2 separate regions of the Homo sapiens genome follow, and region 1 is linked to region 2. A link is an interaction called in ENCODE POLR2A ChIA-PET data of the cell type or tissue named here. Cell type or tissue: B cell. All regions are shown on one strand.

Evidence for each region. ChIA-PET counts read pairs that join two places held together with the same protein. Peaks named below come from ENCODE experiments on the same cell type or tissue, not always from the same donor. Only the 100,000 strongest peaks of a DNase experiment are listed, where the experiment ranks them.
Region 1: POLR2A ChIA-PET joins it to region 2 with 6 read pairs; 6 of 35 experiments call an interaction of 5 or more read pairs at or near these places.

What each region holds. Positions count from the first base shown.
Region 1 is chr22:40,199,661-40,202,160 of GRCh38, reverse strand. The region is part of intron 1 of TNRC6B (trinucleotide repeat containing adaptor 6B); the gene reads right to left. Among named protein-coding and RNA genes, the nearest start is that of TNRC6B, 23 kb to the right of the region's middle. In B cell, no CTCF peak of the experiment used is centred here; no DNase peak of the experiment used is centred here; H3K27ac peaks cover 1,221 bases.
Region 2 is chr22:40,106,217-40,108,716 of GRCh38, reverse strand. It overlaps a transcript of TNRC6B not described here and the pseudogene RPL7P52. Among named protein-coding and RNA genes, the nearest start is that of TNRC6B-DT, 63 kb to the right of the region's middle. In B cell, no CTCF peak of the experiment used is centred here; a DNase peak (open chromatin) is centred at 1,308; H3K4me3 peaks cover 818 bases; H3K27ac peaks cover 1,750 bases.

The DNA.
Region 1 (2,500 bases), 93 kb before region 2:
TTAACTCAACTAGAAGTAGGAATTAATATTATTCCTTTCTCTGACATTCAAAGCTCATCAGGCAAAGTTCTCAAGACAGTATTTTCTTGGCTTACACTACTTGAGACAAAAGTATTTCCTAGTGATTAACATTACGTGACCCTTTCAAACCTGAGCAAAGCTCGCCTAACTATTCTAAAATGGTATTACAAATTGAGTATTCCTTATTGAAATGTCTGGGAACAGAAGTGTTTCAAACTTTTTCGGATTCTGAAATAGTTGCATGAAATTTACTGGTTGAGCATCCTGAATCTGAAAATCTGAAATCCGAAATACTCCAATGAGCACTCTCAGTATCGTGCTGGTGCTCAAAAAGTTTCAGATTTTGGAGCATTTTGGGTTGTAGAGCATTTTGGATTTTCAGATTCGGGATTCTCAACCTGTATTTGAAAATGGAGGCTGGGTGTGGTGGCTCACAACTCTAATCCCAGCTACTCAAGAGGCCGAGGTGGGAGGATCGCTTGAGTCCCACCAGCCTGGGCAACACAGCGAGACCCTGTCTCTTCAAAAAATAAAAAATTAGCCAGGTGTAGTAGAGTACGCCTGTAGTCCCAGCTACTCAGGAGGCTGAAGTGGGAAGATCACTTGAGTCCAGGAGGTCGAGGCTGCAGTGAGCCATGATCATGCCACTGCACTACAGCCTGGGTGACAGAGTGAGACCCTGTCTCAAAAAAAAAACAAAAAAGAAAAAGAAAAAGAAAATGCACCAAACACCACATAAAAACAACTTTAGTAGGCCAACCCTTGAGCAGAGAAAAATCTGAAAATAAGCCAGTATTTATCTCATACTGCTCAAGTTCCAGCCCTATATGGCACAGACTTTCAGAGACATGTTCCCTATTCTCCATCTAGTTTTTCACAGCACTCTAACAAAGCCACTAAAAGCAAAACTTCACAACAGAAAGGTAGCCAAATTTTTTTTAAAGATTCTAAAGTGTAAGTGTGCAAAAATGTATACAAGGCAATTTTTAGATTTATAAAAGTACGAATGATAACCTAAACGTCCCTCAGTGGGAGCTACCATTTACCAGGTGCTTGCCATGTGCCACCCACAAGTATAGCACCCTACGTGTATCACCACGTGTGATGCTCACAACAGCTCTGTTAAATGGGGATGAGACACATCTCCAGCCTGCAGATAAGGAGGCGGAGGCACAGTGAAGTTGAGTAAGATTTCAGCACAGTTGCTGGCAGGGCTGGGATACGAATATAGAGCTTGAGCTCCCACCACCATCACATTCCACTGCCTCTCATGAGAGGGAACTTAAAGAAATGATGGCTTCTCCAAATAACACAAGGCCATGCAGCTCTAGTGGCAGGGGTTTTGACTGATGACCATTGTAATTCCCAGGAATACAGTGTGCCTGTGCCTAGCATATCATAAATACTCAATATGACCTACAACATATATTACATATACATTCATACATACATAAATAAAATGCTTAAAAGGGGAGGCTAAAATAAGAAATAGGGAACATTTAATTTTATGTACTTCTCATGATTTAAATTTTAGGCAAGAATATTACTTTTTAGCCGGGCGCGGTGGCTCACGCCTGTAATCCCAGCACTTTGGGAGGCCGAGGCGGGCAGATCACCTGAGGTCAGGAGTTAGAGACCAGCCTGGCTAACATGATGACACCCCGTCTCTACTAAAAATACAAAAAATTAGCTGGGCGTGGGGGTGCACGCCTGTAATCCCAGCTACTCGGGAGGCTGAGGCAGGAGAAACGCTTGAACCCGGCAGGCAGAGGTTGTAGTGAGCCGAGATCATGCCACTGTACTTCAGCTTGAGCAACAAGAGTGAAGCTCTTGTCTCAAAAAAAAAAAAAAAAAAAAAAAAGAATATTACTTTTTAAATTATTTTAAAATTTTGAAACAATCTCAAACTTATGTAAATTTGCAAGAATAGTACCAAGAACTGTCTCTCCCCAGAACCATTGAGGGGAAGTTGTCAACTTGAGGCCCTGTCACCCTGAATACTTTAGTATGTGTTTTCCCAAAAAACAAAACCAAATCACTAGGCCAGGGACTGTGGCTCACACCTGTAAACCCAGCACTTTGAGAGGCCGAGTCGGGCGGATCACTTGAAGTCAGGAGTTCAAGACCAGCCTGGCCAACATGGTGAAACCCAATCTCTATTAAAAATACAAAAATTAGTCGGGTATGGTGGCACATGCCTTAATCCCAGCTAGTAGGGAGGATGAGGCATCATGAGAATCGTTTGAACCCAGAAGGCGGAGGTTGCAGTGAGCTGAGATCGTGCCACTGCAGCACTCCAGCCTGGGCGACAGAGCCAGACTCTGTCTCAAAAGAAAAACAACAACAACAAAAACCAAACCACAGTCCTACATAACCATAATACAACCATCAAAATCAGAACATTAACGCTGATACATTTCTATCATTAAATCCTCAAGCCCCATGTAAGCTTCGTCACCTGTCCCAGCAATAGCCTTTA
Region 2 (2,500 bases):
CTGTTTTACATCTTTGCAAATTTCTTTAATGTCTAGCTTGAGCAACAACAGCTGCACCCAAATATATACTTTTGCATTCAATCTTTTGCAGTATCACATGTCTGGAAAAACTCCAATGTGCACTCATGGGAGAATGAATTTAAAAGGCATACAGCATCTTAGTATTATTAAAATAGTTGTGACCTTCTGAAAGGGTCTTGGATGGGAGGAAGGAGCACACTTTGACAAGTGTTCATTGAAAAAGATAAAGAAAATGGTCTAAGCAAGCAAGAGCTGGGCAAGAAGGAAATGTGTGGCTCCTAAGCCCTAACTTCCAAGAACACAAACCCCTACTCTTAACAGCTCACCTATAACCAAGCTAACCTCCGTGGTGAATCTCAGAGACAGAGATGGCCAGGGCAAGGCAGGGTTCTGCCGGGCTGTGCAGGGTGGTGCTGACAGCAGTGCCACCAGGGAGGCTCTACTGCCCTGGGCAACATTCTCTAGAGGCCACGTCAGGTTTTCCTCTCCAGAGCCTCCACTGTGCTCTCCTGCTAGAAGAGAAGCTGTAAATGGCTTACCAGAACTGCCTTGCCATGGCTTCCCAGGGCTGTGTTTACTAACTGCAAAATCATCTCCCTGCTGCAGTCTCAAAGTCTTCAGACATTTCTTGATCTGGCTGTCTTAAAAAGCAAATTTAACATCAGCCACGTAGCCAGGTTTTCCTTGCCAACAATCATGTGAGTTTGCTATTCTGTTCCTGTGCATCTTGCGCACTGTAAAAACAGTTCCTGGAGCATCATATGTCATGGATCTAGTTGCCATAAACTGAAAACATTTTCTTCATATTTTGTGGCACAAACTAAAAGCATTCTGGATGCGGTTTGCATACAGTCCATCTCTGGCCAAAAAAGAGGTTTAAATTTATGGATAAACAGAGAAAGGGGGGTAGCCACTGCCTTAGTTAAAGCCATTTTATTATCAAAGTCAATGTTGGATAGTGTGTATTTTTTAATTTAATTTTTTCCTGTGATTAATGTTCTGAAATTATCCTGCAATAAGTATAACCATGTTCATTTTATGTAGCGAGCTTAAATTTGTCTAACAGTATTTTATAGCTGACAGAAGCAGAGAGGAAACAGAAGCTTCTTTTTGGTCTCTTAAAATAAAAATAAAAAATAGAAACAGTCATGAATCTATATAGTTTTTCAGTCTTTTTTTATTTTTTAGTAAACATATTCATTAAGGCCCCTTAACAAGACGGGACAGATCATTTTTAAGTCAAAGTGAAACTGAAACTTTAAAAGACATTTCTGCTTCTGGGAATGGTAAACCAGGTAATGAAGACCAACCATTCTGCTGAGGACAGCCAGAAAGTCTGGATAGAATATTTAAAAATTTTTAAAGGCAGAGGAGTACTAATAAGTTAGCTAAGAATTGCCATACACAAAAATCAAATTCCAGGTGAACTGTATACTCAAATGTGAAAGATAAATAATAAAGCTTTTAGAAGATAATATGGGAAAATGCTTCATAGCCTAGGGGTAGGGAAGGATTTCTTAAATAGGATACAAAAAGTACCTAGTATTAAAAACCTGACAAACATGACTACATGAAAATTAAGAGTATTTGTTCATCAAAAGATACCCTCCCTCTTTTTCCGGCTGGAACCACGGAGGGTGTAGAAAAGAAGAAGAAGAAGGTTCCTGCTGTGCCAGAAATCCTTAAGAAAAAAGTGAAGGAATTTTGCAGAGCTGAAGATCAAGCGCCTGAGAAAGAAGTTTGCCCAAAAGATGCTTCAAAGGGCAAGGAGGAAGTTTATCCATGAAAAAGCGAAGCACTGTCACAAGGAACATAGGCAGATGGACAGAACTGAAATTCGAATGGCGAGGGTGGCAAGAAAAGCTGGCAACTTCTATGTACCTGCAGAACCCAAATTGGCATTTGCCATCAGGATCAGAGGTATCAATGGGGTAAGCCCAAAGGTCCGAAAGGTGTTGCAGCTTCTTCGCCTTCCTGAAATCTTCAATGGAACGTTTGTGAAGCTCAACAGGGCTTCAATTAACATGCTGAGGATTGTAGAGTCATATATTGCTTGGGGGTACCCAAATCTAAAGTCACTAAATGAACTTATCTACAAGCGTGGTTATGGAGAATTCAGTAAGAAGCGAATTGCTTTGACAGATAACACTTTGATTGCTCGATCTCTTGGTAAATATGGCATCATCTGCTGGAGGATCTGATTCATGAGATCTATACTGTTGGAAAATGCTTCAAAGAAGCAAATAACTTCCTGTGGCCCTTAAAATTATCTTCTCCATGAGGCAGAATGAAGAAAAAGACCACCCATTTTGTAGAAGGTGGAGATGCTGGCAACAAGAAGGACCAGATCAACAGGCTTATTAGAAGAATAAACTAAGGTGTCTACCATGATTATTTTTCTAAGCTGGTCAGTTAATAAACAGTACCTGCTCTCAAATTGAAAAAAAAAAAAAAAAAAGACAACCTCGAGAAAATGAAA